Regions from separate parts of the Homo sapiens genome. Here region 2 is linked to region 1. The links are chromatin loops, found by intact Hi-C in ENCODE. Cell type or tissue: left lung. All regions are shown on one strand. Each heading gives the region's core, and the rest is flanking DNA. Links, peaks and the distances in the headings are about the cores only.

Region 1 (10,460 bases), core at 874-8,873:
CCTGTGCAGGGTTGGTGTTGGTGCTCCGGTTCTCTGGTGTGGGGAATGTTGGTGGCTCCTTCCTGAGCCCTCATTCTCACCTTGTGTCTTTCAGTGAGCTCTTCCACCCAGGAGGGCCCCTTGGCATTGACTGGCATAGGTGAGTGGATCCTGCTGGGGTCATTGGTCATGAGCTAGACCGTGTGGGGTCCCCGAGGTTCAGCCTTCAGTCCACAAGGGTTTTCTCGGGGAGCAGACCTGAATTTCCACCTGGGAGGGAAGGGTTCTCCTGGAGGGTAGTTTTTTTGGGAATCTAGCCCAAGGAGGATGCCTTCCCTGAAGCCCTGCAAGGGTGATGGTGGTCCAGGCAGGAGAGGGTTCCTTCTGCCCAATGCAGGACAGCTCCCAGTTGAGACTGAGTGCTCCAGTAAGGTCTCCAGGACTGCCCAGGCCACATGAAGGAGGCCAGAGGGGCTATGGAGCACCACTGGGGTAATAGGGGAGCTCTTGGTCCCTGGAGTGTGGTGTGTGAATGGGGTTTGGTCACGGAGATTCAAGGATCACACCCCACCCATGGCCCTGAAAGTGACCATCCCTATTGAGCAATGGGCCATCCCACCGGGTCTCCTGGAGTCTGGTGCAGGGCGACGTTTTTTCCCTGGGGTTGGGTCAAGGTGGAGCTCTGGTACCTGGTCATGCTGCAGGTCAGCCTTGGGACTCGTAAGCTTTGGGCCAAGGGACAGCTGGCATCCTGCTGGGGGGTCACCCTATCTCTGGGGTCGAATGTCACGAAGGGTGGCCTCCTGAGGTGGGAAGGCCCATTGTCGAGGGACCTGTCCCAGGATTTTGTTGCTCAGGCTTCTTCTGAGCCATGGTATCACCTCCAGGGTGACAGGGTCTTGGGCCCAAGCAAAGGAGAGGGCACCATGTCGCTCTGAGTTGGCCAAGTGTAGCCTAGCTCTGTGGTGGGAGGTGTGCAGAGCATGGCTGGTGACCCACCAGAGAAAGCACGTGGCCCTGCAGCCCCAAGCTGTGATTTCCAGTACATGCTTAGAGAGGGCATCTTGATGTGAGCCCACCACACCCAGGGGCAGACTACGTGACTGCCAGGACTGCAGTGGCACATGGCATCTGGGCCAGCCTTCTTGGTTGGCCATGACCTAGCTAATGGCCCTGGCCCGTGCCTTGGGGTCATGCAGGGGAGCCCTCTTGGACAGTGGAGGTCCTCTCAGGGCCTGCAATATGGCGCAGGCTGGGCATTTGGCCCGAGCCCAGTGACCTACCTGCCCTGTCCTTCCAGGGTTGGGTGGCAGGGAGGGACAAGGGTGCCCCATGTCAGTGACAAGTCAGTATTTCACATGGATCTCATCACATGTGCCCATGGAGGACGAGCAAGCGGGAACTGGCACCCGCTACTTCCTTCCCTACATAGAGGCCATTTTGGACACATGTTCTCCACCTCTCTCCCAGATGGTGAGACGGGAGGAAGACTTGTGTTGGGCCTGCTGTTCCTGGGCCAGTGGCCATCAGCCTGTTGCCCAGCCCCTGAGGCGCTGAAGCTCAGGCCCTTCCTCACACCCTGGTCTCCTGCACTAGCTGTGGTGAGCACATCCGGGTCCCGCTGGATGCATGCAAGAGGTGGTTGGTCTCGTGGGTTGGGTCGATGATGAGAACCTTATATTTTCCTGAAGAGAGGTGATGACTTAAAAATCATGCTCAATAGGATTACGCTGAGGCCCAGCCTAGGTGAGAACTTTGGAAGAGGATGCTGGGATCCTGAGATCCCAGGCAGGGCCACTATATTTTGGGGTGGAGAACTCAAGGCCCTGAAGGGCCTCTCAGGGGGTGCCACCCTGTCTCTGTGCCCCTCTGTAAGGCAGCCCAGGCTCCCTGTGTGGGCTTGGTGTCTGGTCTCTGGTTCCCCGGGGGCGGGGCATGTTGGTGGCTCCTTCCTGAGCCCGCTTTCTCCCCCATGTCTTTCAGTGAGCTCTTCTGCCCAGGTGGGGCCCATGGCCTTACACGACATAGGTGAGTGTATCCTGTTGGGGTCATGGGCCATGAATGAGGCAGCATGGGGCCATTTAGGGTCAGCCTTCGGGCCACTAGAGTTTTCTCAGGGTGCGACCGGGGAGGGAACATTTCTCCAGTAGGGTCACTTCCTTGGAAATCTGATCCTAGGAGCACGCATTTCTTGAAGTCCTGCAAAGGTGATGGTGGTCCAGACAGGAGAGGGTTCCTTCAGCCCAACATAGCGCAGCTCCCAGCTGAAACTCGGAAGGCTGGTCAGGCCTCGAGGACTGCCCAGGCCACATGAGGTGGGCAACAGGGGCTCTGGGGCAACCTGGGGGTCACGCTGGAGTTCTCCCTCTCTGGACAGTGGTGGGTGATTGGGCCCACGCAGACAGGCCCCGGAGATTCAGGACTGCACCCCATCCATGGCCCTGAATGGGACCGACCCTGTTGAGTAATGGGCCATCTCAGTGGTACCTCCTTGAGCCTGGTAGGGGGAGACACTGTTTCAATGCAGTTGAATCAAGGCTGAGCTCTGGCTGGTGCCTGGTGGTGCTGCAGGCAGCCCTGAGGGTTGTGGTCTTTGGGACAAGGGGTAGCTCACATCCCACTGGGGTCACCCCTTCCTTGAGATTCAGTGGCCAAAAGGGTGTCCTCCTGAGATGGGAAGTCCTGCTGTCGAGGGACCTGTTCTGGGAATTTGCCACACAGGCTGCTTCTGAGCCACGGGGTCACCTCCAGGGTGGTAGGGTCTTGATCCCAAGGAAAGGAGAGGACACCATGTGGTTTCTTATTGACCAAGTGTGGCCTGGCTTTGTGTGTGGGAGGTGTAACGCAAGATGAGGACCCACCAGAGAAAGCACGTGGCTCTGGAGGCCCCCAGGGTTTGATTTCCGGTGTGTGCTTGGAGAGGGCACCAGGTTGGGCACCCACCACGCCCAGGGCAGGCTCTGCGACTGCCAGGTCTGCATTGGCTCCTGGTGTCAGGGCCAGACTCATTGGTTGGCCATGAGCAGGTTGGTTGCCCTGACCCATCCCCATGGTCCCAGTGTGGCCCTGGGGTTTTTCAGGGGAGCCGGCTCAAGCAGTGGAGGTGCGCTTAGGGCCTGCAGTAGGGAACAGCCCAGGCATCTTGCCTGAGCCCAGTAACCTGCTTGCCTTGTCTTTCCAGGGTTTGGTGGCCGGGAGGGCCAATGATGCTCTGCGTCTGTGTTGGATCAGTGTTCTTCATGGATTCCATCACGTGGGTATCCCCTACCCACCTTCCCCTTGCTCATACGTGAGGCCCTGGTTGGACACATGTCCTTCTCCTGTCACCCCAGATGGTGAGCCTTGAGGAAGACTTGTATTGGGCCCCCACAGGCCCCAGGCCAGTGTCCGTCAGCCTGGTGCTCACCCCCAGTGTGCTGAAGCTCAGACCCTCCGTGGCACCCTGGTCTCCTGCACTGAGCTGTGGTGAGCACATTCAGGTTCCGCTGGATGCATGCATGGAGAGGGGCTTGCCCTTGGTTGGGTCAGTGATGAGAACCTTCTATTGTCCTGAAGAGAGGTGATGACTTAAAAATCATGCTCAATAGGATTACGCTGAGGCCCAACCTAGGTGAGTATGTTGGAAGAAGACACTGGGATCCCGAGATCTCCAACAGGGCACTGTATTTTGGGTTGGAGACCTGGAGGCCCTGAAGGGCATCTGGAAGGAGGCCCAACCCTGTCTCTGTGCTCTTCCTTGGGGCAGCCCAGGCTACCTCTGCGGGCTTGGTGTTGGTGCTCCAGTTCCCTGGGGCCAGGGAACATTGCTGGCTCCTTCCTGAGCCCCCATTCCTCCCTTGTGTCTTTCAGTGAACTTTTCCTCCCAGATGGGCCCCCTGGCATTGACTGGCATAGGTGAGTGCATCCTGCTGGGGTCATGGGCCATCAGCCAGGCCATGTGGGGTCGCTGAGGTTCAGCCTTTGGGCCACAAGGGTTTTCTCAGGCAGCCGACCTGAATTCCCACCTGGGAGAGACGGGTTCTCCAGGAGGGCAGCTTTTTTGGGAATTAGACCCAAGGAGGATACCTGAAGCCCTGCAGGGGTGACGGTGGTCCAGGCAGGAAAGGGTTCCATCAGCCCGGGCAAGGCAGCTCCTAGCTGACACTCGGTGTTCGGGTCAGTCCTTGAGGACTGCCTGAACACGAGGGGGTCCAGAGGGGCTCTGGGTGCCACGGGGGTCACATGGGAGCTCTCAGTCCCTAGAGTGTGGTGTGTGAATGGACCCTTAGGGTTAGGTCTTGGAGATAAAAGGATTGTGCTCCACCCATGGCCTGGAATGTGACCGTCCCTGTTGAGTAATGGGCCATTCCAGTGGGTCTCCTGGAGCCTGATGGGAGGTGGCGTTGTCTTCCTGGGGTTGAGTCAAGGCAGAGCTCTGGCCCATACCTGGTTGTGCTGCAGGTCAGCCCTGGGACTCGTGGGCTTTGGGCCGAGGGGCAGCCCGCATCCCGCTGGAGATTACCCTATCTCTGAGATCAAGCGTCATAGAGGGTGACCTCCTGAGAAGGGAAGGCCCACTGTCGAGGGACCTTTCCTAGGATTTTGTTGCTCAGGCTGCTTGGAATCCATTGTGTCACCTCCAGGGTGATGGAGGTTTGGGCCCAAGCAATGGAGAGGGCACCATGTGTCTCCTGATTGTTCAAGTGTGTCGGAGATATGCGGGGTATGGATGGTGGCCCACCAAAGAAAGCATGTGACTCAAGCTGTGATTTCCAGTGCATGCTTAGAGAGGGCGCCTGTATGCGTGCCCCACATGCCCGGGGTAGGCTATGCAACTGCCAGGTCTGCAGTGGCGCATGGCATCTTGGCCAGCCTTCTTGGTTGGCCATGACCTGGCTAATGACCCTGGCCTGTGCCCAGTGATCCCAGGGAAGCCCTGGTGTCATGCAGCGGAGGCCTCTTGGGCAGTGGAGGTGCTCTTAAAGCCTGCAGCATGGCACGGCCTGGGCATTTATCCCAAGCCCAATGAACTACCTGCCCTGTCCTTCCAGGGTTCGGTGGCAGGCAGGGCCAAGGGTGCCCCGTGTTGGTGACAAGTCAGTATTTCACATGGCTCTCATCACATGTGTCCGTGGAAGATAAGCAAGTGTGAACTGGCACGTCCTACCTCCTTCCCTACATGGAGGTAACTTTGGACACATGTTCTCCACCTCTCTCCCAGATGGTGAGACCGGAGGAAGACTTGCATTGGGCCTGTTGTTCCTGGGCCAGTGGCCATCAGCCTGTTGCCCAGCCCCTGATGCGCTGAAGCTCGGGCCCTTCCTCGCGCCCTGGTCTCCTGCACTGAGCTGTGGTGAGCACATCCGGGTCCTGCTGGATGCATGCACGAGGTGATTGATCCCCTCAGTTGGGTCGATGATGAGAACCTTATATTGTTCTGAAGAGAGGTGATGACTTAAAAATCATGCTCAATAGGATTACGCTGAGGCCCAGCCTAGGTGAGAATTTTGGAAGAGGATGCTGGGATCCCGAGATCCCTGGCAGGGCCACTATATTTTGGGCTGGAGAACTTGAGGCCCTGAAGGGCATCTCAGGGGGGTCCAACCCTATCTCTGTGCCCCTCCATGAGGCAGCCCAGGCTCCCTGTGTGGGCATGGTGTCCGGGCTCTGGTTCCCTGGGGGTGGGGCATGTTGGTGGCTCCTTCCTGAGCCTGCTTTCTCCCCCATGTCTTTCAGTGAGCTCTTCTGCCCAGGTGAGGCCCATGGCCTTAAGCGGCATAGGTGAGTGTATCCTGTTGGGGTCATGGGCCATGAATGAGGCAGCATGGGGCCATTTATGGTCAGCCTTCGGGCCACTAGGGTTTTCTCAGGGTGCGACCGGGGAGGGAATGTTTCTCCAGTAGGGTCACTTCCTTGGGAATCTGACCCTAGGAGCATGCATTTCGTGAAGCCCTGCAAAGGTGATGGTGGTCCCGGCAGGAAAGGGTTCCTTCAGCCCAACATAGAGCAGCTCCCAGCTGAAACTCAGCGGGCTGGTCAGGCCTCGAGGACTGCCCAGGCCACATGAGGTGGGCAACAGGGGCTCTGGGGCAACCTGGGGGTCACGCTGGAGTTCTCCCTCTCTGGACAGTGGTGGGTGATTGGGCCCACGCAGACAGGCCCCGGAGATTCAGGACTGCACCCCATCCATGGCCCTGAATGGGACCGACCCTGTTGAGTAATGGGCCATCTCAGTGGTACCTCCTTGAGCCTGGTAGGGGGAGGCACTGTTTCAATGCAGTTGAATCAAGGCTGAGCTCTGGCTGGTGCCTGGTGGTGCTGCAGGCAGCCCTGGGGGTTGTGGTCTTTGGGACAAGGGGCCAGCTCACGTCCCTCTGGGGTCTCCCCTTCCTTGAGATTCAGTGGCCGAAAGGATGTCCTCCTGAGGTGGGAAGTCCTGCTGTCGAGGGACCTGTTCTGGGAATTTGCCACACAGGCTGCTTCTGAGCCACGGGGTCACCTCCAGGGTGGTAGGGTCTTGATCCCAAGGAAAGGAGAGGACACCATGTGGTTTCTTATTGACCAAGTGGGACCTGGCTCTGTGTGTGGGAGGTGTAGGGCAAGATGAGGACCCACCAGAGAAAGTACGTGGCCCTGGAGGCCCCCAGGCTTTGATTTCTGGTGTGTGCTTGGAGAGGGCACCAGGGTGGGCACCCACCATGCCCAGGGTAGGCTCTGCAATGGCCAGGTCTGCATTGGCTCCTGGTGTTAGGGCCAGACTCGCTGGTTGGCCATGAGCAGGTTGGTTGCCCTCACCCGTCCCCATAGTCCCAGTGCGGCCCTGGGGTTGTTCGGGGGAGCCGGCCCGAGCAGTGGAGGTGCTGTTGGGGCCTGCAGTAGGGCATCTTGCCCCAGCCCAGTGACCCACCTTCCCTGTCTTTCCAAGGTTTGGTGGCCAGCAGGGCCAATGGTGCCCTGTGTCTGTGATGAGTCAGTGTTCTTCATGGATTCCATCACATGGGTATCCCCTACCCACATTCCCCTCGCTCATATGTGAGGCCCTGGTTGGACACATGTCCTTCTCCTGTCACCACCCCAGATGGTGAGCCTGGAGGAAGACTTGTATTGGGACCCTACAGGCCCCAGGCCAGTGTCTGTCAGCCTGGTGCTCATCCCCCAGTGCGCTGAAGCTCAGACCCTCCCTGGCACCCTGGTCTCCTGCACTGAGCTGTGGTGAGCACATCCAGGTTCTGCTGGATGCATGCATGGGGAGGGCCTTGATTGGGTCAATGATGAGAACCTTATATTGTCCTGAAGAGAGGTGATGACTTAAAAATCATGCTCAATAGGATTACGCTGAGGCCCAGGCTAGGTGAGAATTTTGGAAGGGAGCGCTGGGATGCCAAGATCCCCGGCAGGGCCACTAGCCACTGTATTTTATACTGAAGAACTTGAGGCCCCAAAGGGCATCTCAGGGGTCCTAGCCCTGTCTCTGTGCCCCTCCGTGAGGCAGCCCAGGCTCCCTGTGTTGACTTGGTGTCCAGGCTCTGCTTCCTGGGGATAGGGCATGTTGGCAGCTCCTTCCTGAGCCCACGTTCTCCCCTGTGTCTTCTATTGAGCTCTTCTGCCCAGGTGGGGCCCATGCCCTTAAGCAGTATAGGTGAGTGTATCCTGTTGCGGTCATGGGCCATAAATGAGGCAGTGTGGGGTCATCGAGGGTCAGCCTTCAGGCCACTAGCGTTTTCTCCAGGTGCCCCCGGGGAGGGAACATTGCTCCAGTAGGGTCACTTCCTTGGGAATCTGACCCTAGGAGCACGCATTTCCTGAAGCCCTGCAAAGGTGATGGTGGTCCAGGCAGGAAAGCGTTCCTTCAGCCCAACATACAGCAGCTCCCAGCTGAAATTTGGTGGGCTCGTCAGGCCTTGAGGACTGCCCAGGCTTCATGATGGGGGACACAGAAGCTCTGGGGCTCCCTGGGGCTCACACTGGAGTTCTCCCTCCCTGAAGAGTGGTGGGTGATTGGGCCCACAGTCAGGTGGCGGAGATTCAAGGAATGCCCCCACCCCTGGCCCTGAATGGGACCAACTCTGTTGAGTAATGGGCCATCTTAATGGCGCCTCCTTGAGCCTGTTGGGGGTGGGTTGCTGTTTCAATAAGGTTGAGTCAAAGCTGAGCTCTGACTGGGCGCCTGGTGGTACTGCAGGCCGGCCCTTCCTTGGGCCAAGGGGGCAGCTTGTGTCCCGCTGGTGTCATCCCTTCCTTGAGGTCCAGTGGTGGAAAGGGTAGCCTCCTATGGTGGGAAGGCCTGCTGCTCAGGGACCTGTCCTGGAAATTTGCCATCCAGGCTGCTTCTGAGCCATGGGGTCACCTCCAGGGTAGTGGGGTCTTGAGTCCAAGAAAAGGAGAGGACACCATGTGGTTCCTGATTGGCCAAGGCTCCTTGGTTGGCCAGGAGCAGGTTGGTTGCCCTGGCCCATGCCCCATGGTCCTGGTGTGGCCCTGGGGTTGTTCAGGGGAGCTGGCCCAGGCCGTGAAGGTGCTCTCAGGGCCTGCAGTAGAGTGCAGCCCAGGCATCTTGCCCCAGCCCAGTGACCCACTTACCCTGTCTTTCTAAGGTTTGGTGGCCAGGAGGGCCAATGGTGCCTTGTGCCCATGTTGGGTCAGTGTTCTGCATGGATCCCCATCATATGGGTATTCCCTACCCACCCTCCCTGCACTGATATGTGAGGCCCTGGTTGGACACATGTCCTCCTCCTGTCCCTTCAGATGGTGAGTCTGGAGGAAGACTTGTGTTGGACCCCCACAGGCCCCAGGCCAGTGTCCATCAGCCTGGTGCTAATCCCCCAGTGCTCTGGAGTTTGGACCCTCCCTGGCACCCTGGTCTCCTGCACTGAGCTGTGGTGAGCACATGGATGCATGCTTGGGGTGGGGGTTGCCCTTGGTTGGGTCAATGATGAGAACCTTATATTGTCCTGAAGAGCGGTGATGACTTAAAAATCATGCTCAATAGGATTACGCTGAGGCCCAGCCTAGGTGAGAATTTTGGAAGAGGACACTGGGCTCCCCGGAATGGCCACTGTATTTTGCGCTGGACACCTGCAGGCCCTGAGGGCCATCTGGAAGGTCCAACCCTGTCTCTCTGCTCCTCCAGGAGGCAGCCCAGGCTCCCTGAGGGGGCTTGGTGTCGGGCTCCTGTTCCCCGGGGTTGGGGCCGGTTGGTGGCTCCTTCCTGAGCCCCCATTCTCCCCTTGTGTCTTTCAGTGAGCTCTTCCACCCGGGCGGGCCCCCGGCATTGACTGGCATAGGTGAGTGGATCCTGCTTGTGTCATGGGCCATGAACCGGTCCATGTGGGGTCACCAAGGGTCAGCCTTTGGGATAAGAGGGTTTCCTCAGGGAACCAACCTGAATTCCCATCAGAGAGGTATGGGTTCTCCAGGAGGGCCGCTTTTTTGGGAATTGGACCCAAGGAGGATAACTTCCCTGATCTCTGCAGGAGTGACGGTGGTCCAGGCAGGAAAGAGTTCCTTCAGCCCCACCCAGCGCAGCGTTCTGTTGAGACTCAGTGCTCAGGTCAGGCCTGGAGGATTTCTCAGGCCATCTGAGGGGGTTAGAGGGGAGCTCTTTGTCCATGGAGTGTGGTGCTTGAATCTGCCCTTGGGGTTGGGTCATGGAGATTCAAGGATGGTGCCTCACCCATGGCCCTGATTGGAATTGTCCATTGAGAAATACGCCATTCCAGTGGGCCTCCTGGAGCCTGATGGGGGGTGGTGTTTTTTTCCCTGGGGTTGAGTCGTTGATGGGGACTCACCATAGAAAGCATGTGGCTCTGGAGGCCCCCAGGCTTTGATTTCCAGTGCCTGCTTGGAGTGGGCACCAGGGCCGGCACCCACCATGCCCAAGGGCAGGCTCTGCGACTGCCAGGTCTGCATTGGCTCCTGGCATCAGGACCAGCCTCCTTGGTTGGCCATCAGCTGCTTGGTTGCCCTGGCCCATGCCCCGTGGTCCTGGTGTGGCCCTGGGGTGGTTGAGTGGAGCTGGCCCAGGCAGTGGAGGTGCTCTTGGGGCCTGCAGTAGGGTGCAGCCCAGGCATCTTGCCTGATCCCAGTGACCTGCTTGCCCTGTCTTTCCAGGATTTTGTGGCAGGGAGGGCCAAGGGTGCCCTGCATCCGTGATGGGTCAGTGTTCCACGTGGATCCCATTACGTGGGTCCATAGAGGATGAGCATGCGTGAGCCAGCGCCCCCTTCCCACTTCTTCTCATGGAGCTGTGAGGCCCTGTGTGGACAGCTGTCTTCCTCTTGTCCCACCAGGTGGTGAGCCCGGAGGAGGACTTGCGTTCGGCCCGCTGGTCCCAGTGTGTCCGGAATTGGTGGGTTCTTGGTCTCACTGACTTCAAGAATGAAGCTGCGGACCCTCGCTGTGAGTGTTACAGCTCTTAAGGTGGCATGTCTGGAGTTTGTTCCTTCTGATGTTCGGATGTGTTCGGAGTTTCTTCCTTCTGGTGGGTTTGTGGTCTCGCTGGC
Region 2 (10,460 bases), core at 1,183-9,182, 58 kb before region 1:
GGGGCCCCAGGTTGTGGTTTCCAGTATGTGCTTGGATATGGCATATGGGTGGGTGCCTACCATGCACAGGGACTGGCTATGTGACTGCCAGCTGTGCAGCAGCATCAGGCATACGGGCCAGCCTCCTTGGTTGACCATGAACTGGTTGCTGGCCCTGGCCTGTGCCCAGTAGTCCTGGGGTGACCCTGGTGTCATGTAGGGGAGCTGGCATGTGTAGTGGAGGTGCTCGTGTGGTCTGCAGTAGGGAGCAGCCCTGGCTTCTAGCCTGAGCCCAGTGACCTGCCTGTCCTGTCCTTTCAGGGTTCAGTGGCGGAGAGAGCATCAGGTGGCCCACGTCTGTGATGGGCCAGTATTCCACATGGATCTCATCACATGGGTCCATGGAAGGCGAGCATCCCTGAGCTGGCACACCCCACCTTCTGCCAGCATGGAAGGGTGAGGTTGCATTTGGCACCTGTCCTCTTCCTGTTCCTCGAGATGGTGACCCCAGAGGAGGACTTGCATTGGGCCCACTGTCCCCGGGCCAGTGGCCATCAGCCGGGTGCCTAGCCCCTGTTGCACTGAAGCTCAGGCCCTTCCTGTTGCCCTGGTCTCCTGCATTGAGCTTGGGTGAGCCCATCCGGTTGCCACTGGATGCCTAAGCAGGGAGGGGGGTTCCCTGGGTTGGGTCAATGATGAGAACCTTACATTGTTCTGAAGAGAGATGATGACTTAAAAATCATGCTCAATAGGATTACGCTGAGGCCCAGCCTAGGTGAGAATTTTGGAAGAGGACGCTGGGATCCCTAGGTCCCTGACAGGGCCACTGTATTTTGGGCTGGAGACCTGGAGTCCTTGAAGGGCATCTGGAGGGGGCCCAAACCTGTCTCTACGTTCCTCCATGAGGCAGTCCAGGCTCCCTGTGCGAGCTTCGTGTCGGTGCTCAGATTCCCCTTGGTGGTGCATGTGGGTGGCTCATCCCTGAGCCCCTGTTCTCCCCTTGTGTCTTTCAGTGAACTCGTTTGCCCAGGAGGACCCCTGGCCTTGAGCAGCATAGGTCAGTGGATCCTACTGGGGTCATGGGCCATGGACCAGGCCACGTGGGGTCACTGAGGGTCAGCTATCAGGACAGGAGGGATTCCTCAGGGAGACAACCTGAATCCCCACTGGTGAGGGATTGGTTCTCCAGAAGGGCCGCCTCCTTGGGAATCTGACCCAAGGAGGACACCTTCCCTGAAGTGCTACAGGAGTGACATTGGTCCAGGCAGGAAAGGGTTCCATTAGTCCCATGCAGGTCAGCTCCCAGCTGAGACTTGGTGCTAGGGTCTGGCCTTGAGGACTGCCCAAGCCACATGAAGGTGGCCCCAGGCTGTGATTTTTGGTGCGTGCTTGGAGAGGGAGTCTGGGCACCCTCCCTGCACAGGGGCAGGCTGTGCGTCTGCCAGGTCTACAGTGGCGCCTAGCTTCAGAGCAAGCTTCCTTGGTTGGCCTTAGCTGGTTGGTGGCCCTGGCTCCTACCCAGGGGTCACAATGCAGCCCAGGAAGTGCAGGGAAGCCGGCTTGGACAGTGGAGGTGCTCCAGGGGCCTGCGGTAGGGCACAGCCTCGGCATCTTGCCTGAGCCTAGTTACTCGCCTGTCCTGTCCTTCCAGGGTTTGGTGGTGGGGAGATACAAGGGTTCCCCAGGTCCATAACTGTCCTCGTTTCACATGGATCCCATCACATGAGTCCACGGATGTAGAGCATGTGTAGCCAGCAGCCCCTCCCCGCTTTCCTGCATGGAATCTTAAGGCCCTATTTGGACACCTTTCCCCGTCCCTCCAGATGGTGAGCACAGAGGAAGAATTGCGTTAGGCCCTTTGGCCCCGGACCAGTGTCTGCCAGCCACGTGCTCAGCCTCCCGTGCGCTAAAGCTCAGGTCCTTCCTGTCATCCTGGTATCCTGCACTGAGGTGTGGTGAGTCCATCCAGGTCCCTCTGGATGTGTGAGTGGGGATGGGGGTGTCCTGGGTTGGGTCGATGATGAGAACCTTATATTGTCCTGAAGAGAGGTGATGACTTAAAAATCATGCTCAATAGGATTACGCTGAGGCCCAACTTAGGTGAGAATTTTGAAAGAGGATGCTGGGAATCACAAGGTCCCCGGCAGGACCACTGTATTTTAGGCGGGAGACCTCGAGGCCCTGAAGGGCATATCATGGAGGGGTACCCAACCCAGTCTGTGCTCCTCCATTAGGCACACCAGGCTTCCTGTGTGGGCTTGGTGTCTGCACTCAGCTTCCCCGGGGGTGGGACACATTGGTGGCTCCTTCCTGAGTCGCATTCTCCTCTGTGTCTTTCAGTGAGCTCTTCCCCCCAGCAGGCCCCCTGGGATTGACTGGCAAAGGTGAGTGGATACTGCTCGTGTCATGGGCTGTGAGCCAAGCTGCGTGGGGTCCCCAAGGGTCAGCCCTCGGGTCACCTGGGTTTCCTCAGGAGCTGATCTGAATCCTGACTGGGGATGTGTTCTCCAGGAGGGCAGCTTCCTTGGGAATCTGACACAAGGAGGAGGCCTTCTCTGGAGCCCTGCAGGGGTGGTGGTGGTCCAGGCAGGAAAGGGTTTCCTCAGCTCCACACAGGACAGTGGAGCTGGGCAGTGCTCAGCTCAGACTTGGTGCTCAGGTCAGGCCTCTAGGATGGCCAGGCCACATGACGGGGGCCACAAGGGCTCCAGGGCACCACAGACATCTCATGGGGGCTCTCCAACCCTGGAGAAGGGTGGGCAATTTGGCCCATTGGGTCGGGTCATGGAGCTTCAAGGATTGCACCAAACCCATATCCCTCAATGGGACCGACCCTATTAAGCAATGGGCCATCCCAGTGGCACCTCTTTGAGCCATGTGGTGGGTGGCGCTGTTTCTCTGAGGTTGGGTCAAGACTAGCTCCGGCCAGTGCCTGATGGTGGTGCAGTCCAGTCCTGGGACTCGTGGGCTTTGGGCCAAGGGTGCAGCCCGTGTCCTACTGGGGATCACCCCTTCCTTATGAGGGAGTGGTGGGAAGGGTATCCTCCTGAGGTAGGAAGGCCCGCTGTGGAAGGAACTTTCCTGGAAATTTGCAGTCCAGACTGCTTCTGAGCCATGAGGTCATCTCCGGGGTGGCGGGGTCTTGGGCCCAAGGAAAGGAGAAGACACCATATGTCTCCCGATTGGTTGAGTATGGCTCCACTCTGTGTGTGGGAGGTGTTGTGTGGGGCATGGATTGGGACCCACCAGAGAAAGCTCGTGGCACTGGAACCCCAAGCTGCAATTTCCAGTGCACCTTGGGAAGGGGACTGGGTGCTCACCCTCCATGCACAGGGCAGGCTGTGCAGCTGCCAAGTTGGCAGTGGTGCGTGGCATCCGGGCCAGCGTCCTTGGTTCGCTGTGAGCTGGTTGGTGTCCTTGACGCCTGCCCAGGGGTCCCAGTGCTGCTTGGGGTCATGAGGGGAGCCAGCGTGGGCAAGGGAGGCCTGCAGTAGGGCACAGCCCGGGGGTCTTGCCTGAGCCCAGGATCCTGCCGGCCCTGTCCTTCCATGGTTCGGTGGCTGGGAGGGCAAAGGGTCCCCCACGTCTGAGACACATCAGTGTTTCACATGGATCTCATCACATGGGTCCATAGAGAGAGAGCAAGCGTGAGCTGACACCCCCCACCCCCTTCCCTGTATAGAGGTCTGAGCCCCTGGTTGGACACATGTCTTCCTCCTGTCCCCCCAGATGGTGTCTGTGGAGGAAGACTTGCCATTGGGTTGCTGGCCCCAGGCCAGTGGTTGTCATCCAGGTGCCCAGCCTTGGTGCACTGAAGCTCAGGCCCTTCCTGGTGCTCTGGTCTCCTGCACTGAGCTGTGGTGAGCACATCCGGGTCCCACTGGATGGGTGTGTGTGGTGGGGGGTGCCCTGGGTTGGGTCGATGATGAGAACCTTATATTGTCTGAAGAGAGGTGATGACTTAAAAATCATGCTCAATAGGATTACGCTGAGGCCCAGCCTAGGTGAGAATTTTGGAAGAGGATGCTGGGAATTACAAGTTCCCTGTGAAGTCCACTGTATTTTGAGCTAGAGACCTGGAGGCTCTGAGGGCATCTGGAGGGTGCCCAACCCTGTCTCTGCACTCCTCCATGAGGCAGCCCAGGCTCACTCTGTGGGCTTGGTGTCGGCGCTCCTGTTACCCAAGGGTGGGGTACTTTGGCATCTCCTCCCTGAGCCCCCATTCTCCCCTGTGTCTTTCAGTGACCTCTTTTGCCCGGCAGACCCCCTGGCATTGACCAGCATAGGTGAGTGGATCCTGCTGGGGTCATGGGTCATGAGCCAGGCTGTGTGGGGTTGCCGAGCATCAGCCTTTGGCTGCAAGGGTTTCCTCAGGAACTGACCCGAATGCCCACCTGGGATGGGTTCTCCAGGAGGGCAGCTTCCTTAGGAATCGGACCCAAGGAGGATACCTTCCATGAAGCCCTGCAGGGGTTGTGGTGGTCCAGGCAGTAAAGGGTTTCCTCAGCCCCATGCAGGGCAGCACCCAGCTGAAACTCGGTGCTTAAGTCAGGCCTCTAGGATGGCCCGTCCACATGAGGGGAACCACAAGGGCACTGGGGCGCCAAGGGGGTCTTATGGGGGCTCTCCGACCTTGGAGAGGTATGTGTGATTCGGCCCATGAGGTCAGGTTTTGGATTTTCAAGGATCTCTCCAAACCCATGGCCCTGAATGGGACCGACCCTATTAAGCTATGGGCCATCCCAGTGGTGCCTCTTTGAGCCAAGTGTGGGGTGGCACTGTTTCCATGAGGTTGGGTCAAGACTAGCTCTGGTGACCCCATGATGGTGCTGCAGTCTGGCCCTGGGACTCGTGGGCTTTGGGCCAAGGGTATAGCCCATGTCCCACCAGGGGCCACACCTTCCTTGTGGGCAAGTGGCGGACAGGGTGTCCTCCTGAGGTGAGAAGGCCTGCTGTGGAAGGACCTGTCCAGGCTGCTTCCAAGCTATGGGGTCACCTACAGGGTGGTGGGGTCAAGGAAAGGAGAAGACACCATGTGTCTCCCGATTGGCTGAGTGTGGCCCCACTCTGTGTGTGGGAGGTGTTGTGTGAGGCATGGATGGGGACATATCAGAGAACACACGAGGCCCTGGGTCCCCAGGCTGCAATTTCCGGTGTGGTGTGGAGCAGGGCCTGGGTGCTTGCCCTCCACACACAGGGGCAGGCTGTGCTACTGCCAGATTGGCAGCAGTACGTGGCATCCAGGCCAGCCTCCTTGGTTGGCCGTGAGACGGTAGGTGGCCCTGGCTGACACCCAGGGGCCAGTACAGCCCTGGGGTCATGTGAGGCAACTGGAGTGGGTAGTGGAGGTGCTCAAGGTGCCTGCAGTAGGGCATAGCCAGGGCGTCTTGCCTGAGCCCAGTGACCTACCTGCCCTGTCCTTCCAGGGTTCAGTGGTGCAGAGGGCCAAAGTTCCCCTGTGTCCATGACACATCAGTGTTTCACATGGATCCCATCACATGGGTCCATGGTGGGAGAGCAATCGTGAGCTAGCATCCCCCACCCCCTTCCTGCATGGAGGCGTGAGGTTCCATTTGGACACATGTCCACCTCCTGTCCCCCAGATAGTGAGACTGGAAGAAAACTTTCATTGGGCCCGCTGTCCCGGGGTGAGTGGTCATCAGTCAGGTGCCCAGCCCTTGGTGTGGTGAAGCTCAGGCTCTTCCTGGCGCCCTGGTCTCCTGCACGGAGCTGCGGTGAGCACATCCGGGTCCCGATGGATGCATGCGTGGGGATGGAGGGCGTGCCCTGAGTTGGGTCAATGATGAGAACCTTATATTGTCCTGAAGAGAGGTGATGACTTAAAAATCATGCTCAATAGGATTACGCTGAGGCCCAGCTTAGGTGAGAATTCTGGAAGAGGATGCTGAGATCCGAAGTCCCCTGGAAGGGCCACTGTATTTTGGGCTGGAGTCCTTGAGGCCCTGAAGGACACCTTCGGGGTGCCCAACCCAGTCTCTGCACTCCTCTGTGTGGCAGCCAAGGCTCCTTGTGCAGGCTTGGTGTTGGCATTCTGGTTCCCTGGGGGTGGAGCACATCGACGGCTCCTCCCTGAGCCCCCGTTCTTCTCTGTGTCTTTCAGTGAGCTCTTCTACCCAGGCGGGCCCCTGCCCTTGAGCGGCATAGGTGAGTGGATCTTGCTGGGGTCACGGGCCAAGAGCCAGGCCACGGGGGGTCGCTGAGGGTCACCTTTCAGGCCACGAGGGTTTCCTTAGGGAGCTGACCTGAATCCCCACCAGAGATGGATGGTTTCTCCGGAAGGGCAGCTTCCTTGTTAATTGATCCCAAGAAGGACGCCTTCCCTGAAACCCTGCAGGGGTAATGGAGGCCCAGGCAGCAGAGAGTTCCTTCAACCCAATACAGTGCAGCAGCTTGTTGCCTTGATGCTCCCCCTCCCTGGAGAAAGGTGGGCATAGGGCCCGTGGAGTTGAGTTGCAGAGATTTAAGGATCGCACAGGACTTATTGACCTAAATGGGACTGACCCTGTTGAGCAACGTGCACTTGGTGCATGGGTCAGGTGTGGAGCACTGCCCAGGCCACATGAGGGGTCCACTGGGTCTCTGGGGGCCACGGGTGTTATGCAGGAGCTCTCCGTCCCCAAGGCTTGCAGGGGGGTAGGATGTCGGTGATCGAGCTTATGCAGTCAGGCCGTGAAGATTCAAGGATTGGGCCCAACCCATGGCCCTGATGGGACCGACCCTGTTGAGCAATGGGCTATCCCACTGGTGCCTCCTTGAGCCTGGTGGGGGCAGTGCGGCCTCAGTGGGCTTGGATCAAGGCTGAGCTCTGGCCAGCACCTGGTGTTTGGCCCTGGGAATCGTGGGCTTTGGGCCAAGGGTTCAGCCTGTGTCCCACTGGAGTTCATCCCTACCGGAAGTGGAGTGGATGGAAGGGTGGCATCCTGTGGTGGAAGACCCACCGTTAAGGGTCCTGTCCTGGCAATTTGATGCCCAGGCTACTTCTGAGCCATGGAGTCACCTCCAGGGTAGCAGGGTCTTGAGCCAAAGGAAAGTTGAGGACATCATGTGTCCTCTGATTGGCCGAGCGTGGCCCAGCTCTGTGTTTAGGAGGTGTGCGGTGCATGAATGGGGACCCACCAGAGAAGGCATGTGGCCCTGGGGCCCCAGGATGTGATTTCTGGTGTGTGCTTATAAAGGGTGCCTGGATGGGTTCATTTAATGCCCAGGGGCAGGCCATGTGACTGCCAGGTCTGCAGTGGTACGTGGCATCCAGGCCAGCCTCCTTGATTTGCTGTGAGCTATTTGGTGCCCATGGCCCTGCCCAGTGGTCCTGATGCAGCCCAGATTCGAGCAGGGGATTTGGCGTGGGCAGTGGAGGTGCTCCAGGGTCCTGCACTAGGGTGCAGCCTGGGCGTTTTGCTCGAACCCTGTGACCCTCCTGCCCCGTCCTTCCAGGGTTCAGTGGCCAAGGGTTCCTCGCGTAAATGACCATCACTGTTTTACATGGATCTCATCTCATGAGTCCATGGAGGGAGAGCATGTGTGAGCCAGCACCCCCTGCCCACTTTCCTGCATGGAGGCATGAGGCCTTGTTTGGACACCTGTCCCCCACCCTTCCAGATGGTGACCCCAGAGGAAGACTTGCGTTGGGCCCACTGGCTCTGGGCTCAGCCCCTGGTGAGCTGAAGCTCAGGCCCTTCCTGGCACCCTGGTCTGCTGCACTGAGCTGCGGTGAGCCTATCTGGGTCCCACTGGATGCATGGGTTGCGGGGCAGTGGAGGGTGATGCCCTGGGTTGGGTCGATGATGAGAACCTTATATTGTCCTGAAGAGAGGTGATGACTTAAAAATCATGCTCAATAGGATTACGCTGAGGCCCAGCCTAGGTGAGAATTTTGGAAGAAGGTGCTGGGATCCGGAGTTCCCTGGAATGACCAATGTATTTTGGGCTGGAGACCTTGAGGCCCTGAACAGCAGCATCTCGTGGGGGCCCAACCCCTTCTCCGTGCTCCTCTGTGAGGCAGCCCAGGCTCCCTGTGTGGGCTTGGTGTTAGTGCTCCGGTTCTGTGAACCCCCATTCTCCCCTTGTGTCTTTCAGTGAGCTCTTCCACCCAGGTGCAACCCCCTGGCATTGACCAGCATAGGTGAGTGGTCCCGCTGGGGTCATGGGTCATCAGTCATGCAGTGTGGGGTCACCAAGAGTCAGCCTTTGAGACAGGAGGGTTTCCACAGGCAGCTGACCTGAATCCACACCATGGAAGGGTAGGTTGGTCCTCCAAGAGGGCTGTTTTTTTGGGAATCGGACCCAAGGATGATATCTTTCCTGCAGCCCTGCAGTGATGACGGTGGTCCAGGCAGGAAAAGTTTCCTTCAATCTCATGCAGGGCAGCTCCCAGCTGAGTCTCAGTGCACTGGTCTGGCCTCGAGGACTGACCAGGCCACGTGAGGGGGGCCACAGGGGCTTTGGGATGCCATGGGGTCACACAAGAGCTCCCCATCCCTGGAGAAAGGTGGGCATAGAGCCCATGGAGTTGAGCTGCAGATATTTAAGGATCACACAGGATTTATAGCCCTGAATGGGACCGACCCTGTTGAGCAATGTGCCATCCATCCTATGGTACCTCTTTGGGCCTGGATGGGGTGTTGCTGTTTCCCTAGGTTTTGGTCAAGGCTGAGCTCTGGCCAGTGCCTGGTGGTGCTACAGTCCAGCCACGGACTTGTTAGCTTTAGGCCAAGGGATCAGTCCACGTCCTGCTGGGGATCTCCCCTTCCCTGTGGCTGGAAGTCACCCCTTCCCCATTGGCAAGTGTGAGGAAGGGTGGCCTCCTGAGGTGGAAGGCCTGCTGTTGAGGGTCTTGTCCCTGGAATATGCCACCCACACTGCTTCTGAGCCATAGGGTCACCTCCAGGATAGTGGGTATTGGGCCAAAGGAAAGAAGTCACCATGTGTCCCCTGATTAGCCAAGTGTGGCCCTGCTCTGTGTTTAGGAGGTGTGTGGGGCATGGATGGGGACCCACCAGAGAAAGCATGTGGCCCTGGGACTCCAGGTTGTGATTTCCAGTTCATGCTGGGATAGGGCACCTGGATGGGTGCCCACAATGCACCGGGGCAGGCTATGTGACTGCCAGCTTTGCAGCGGCATCTGGCATCCGGGCCAGCCTCCTTGGTTGGCCATGAACTGGTTGGTGGCCCTGGCCTGTGCCCAGTAGCTCTGTCGTAATCCTGGGGTCATGCGAGGGAGCCGGCATGGGCAGTGGAGGTGCTCGTGGGACCTGCGGTAGGACACAGCCAGGTCTTCTTGCCCGAGCCCAGTGACCCACCTGCCCTGTCCTTCCAGGGTTCAGTGGTTGAGAGTACAGGGTGACTTGTGTCTGTGACAAGCCAGTGTTCTGCATGGATCCCATCACGTGGATCCATGGACGGCAAGCATCCCTGAGCCGCCACACCCCACCTTCTGCCTCCATGGAGGGGTGAGGTTGTGTGTGGACGCCTGTCCTACTCCTGTTTCCCCAGGTATTGAGCCTGGAGGAAGACTTGAATTGGTCCCAATGGTCCCAGGCCAGCATCCATCAGCTAGGTGCTGAGCCCCTGGTGCACTGAAGATTGGGCACTTCCTGGCACCCTGGTGTGCTGCACCGAGCTGTGATGAGCACATCCGGGTCCTGCTGGATGCATGCGCCGGGAAGGACGTGCCCTGAGTTGGGTCGATGATGAGAACCTTATATTATCCTGAAGAGAGGTGATGACTTAAAAATCATGCTCAATAGGATTACGCTGAGGCCCAGTCTAGGTGAGAGTTTTGGAAGAGGATGCTGGGATCCTGAGGTCCCCTGGTAGAGCCAATTGTATTTTGGGCTGGAGACCTGGAAGCCCTGAAGGGCATCTGGGAGGCCCAACCCTGTCTCTGTGCTCCTCCATGAGGCAGCCCTGGCTCCCCATGTAGGCTTGGTGATGGCCTTCCTGTTCCCTGGGGGTGGGGCACATGGGTAGCTCCTCCCTGACCCCCATTCTCTCCTGTGTCTTTCAGTGAGCTCTTCCCCACAGGTGGGCCCCCTGGCATTGACTAGCATCGGTGAGTGGATCCTGCTGGGGTCGTGGGCCGTGCACCAGGCTGCATGGGGTCACCAAGTATTAGCCTTCAGGACAGGAGGGTTTCCTCAGGGAGTCGACCTTAATCCTCACCTGTGGAGAGATGGGTTTGTCCTCTAGGAGGGCAGCTTCCTGGGAAATCAGACCCAAGACGATGCCTTCCCTGAAGCCCTGCAGGGGTGACGGTGGTCCAGTCTGGAAAGGGTTCCTTCAGTCTCATGCAGGGCAGCTCCCAGCTGACACTTGGTGTGAGAGTCTGTCCTTGAGGACTGCCCAGGACAAATGAGTGGGACAACAGAGGCTCCCGGATACCACAGGGATCACTCAGGGGCTCTCCGTCCCTGGAAATGGGTGGGCGATCGGGCCCATGGGGTGGGGCTGCGGAGATTCAA

The links. Peaks named below come from ENCODE experiments on the same cell type or tissue, not always from the same donor. Only the 100,000 strongest peaks of a DNase experiment are listed, where the experiment ranks them.
Region 2: a loop joins it to region 1, with 4 times the contacts of the local background. A loop is called at or near these places in 6 of 110 quality-filtered maps.

Annotation. Positions count from the first base shown.
Region 1 is chr15:25,241,978-25,252,437 of GRCh38, forward strand. SNHG14 (small nucleolar RNA host gene 14) reads left to right here. Exons shown (of 148, transcript NR_146177.1): 127 at 95-139; 128 at 1,450-1,580; 129 at 1,963-2,007; 130 at 2,158-2,294; 131 at 3,161-3,232; 132 at 3,312-3,444; 133 at 3,829-3,873; 134 at 5,180-5,311; 135 at 5,695-5,739; 136 at 7,037-7,170; 137 at 8,704-8,834; 138 at 9,199-9,242; 139 at 10,248-10,356. It overlaps SNORD115-40 (small nucleolar RNA, C/D box 115-40), which reads left to right and starts at 1,637; the gene lies at 1,637-1,718. SNORD115-41 (small nucleolar RNA, C/D box 115-41) reads left to right here and starts at 3,501; the gene lies at 3,501-3,582. SNORD115-42 (small nucleolar RNA, C/D box 115-42) reads left to right here and starts at 5,368; the gene lies at 5,368-5,449. It also overlaps SNORD115-43 and SNORD115-44. In left lung, for the core only: no CTCF peak of the experiment used is centred there; DNase peaks (open chromatin) are centred at 1,174, 4,434, 4,914 and 6,784.
Region 2 is chr15:25,183,641-25,194,100 of GRCh38, forward strand. It overlaps SNHG14 (small nucleolar RNA host gene 14), which reads left to right. Exons shown (of 148, transcript NR_146177.1): 77 at 301-435; 78 at 1,803-1,934; 79 at 2,320-2,363; 80 at 3,709-3,839; 81 at 4,222-4,265; 82 at 5,583-5,714; 83 at 6,101-6,144; 84 at 7,600-7,710; 85 at 8,077-8,122; 86 at 9,493-9,769; 87 at 10,007-10,051. SNORD115-9 (small nucleolar RNA, C/D box 115-9) reads left to right here and starts at 1,991; the gene lies at 1,991-2,072. It overlaps SNORD115-10 (small nucleolar RNA, C/D box 115-10), which reads left to right and starts at 3,896; the gene lies at 3,896-3,976. It overlaps SNORD115-11 (small nucleolar RNA, C/D box 115-11), which reads left to right and starts at 5,774; the gene lies at 5,774-5,855. It also overlaps SNORD115-12, SNORD115-8 and SNORD115-13. In left lung, for the core only: no CTCF peak of the experiment used is centred there; DNase peaks (open chromatin) are centred at 3,411 and 6,091.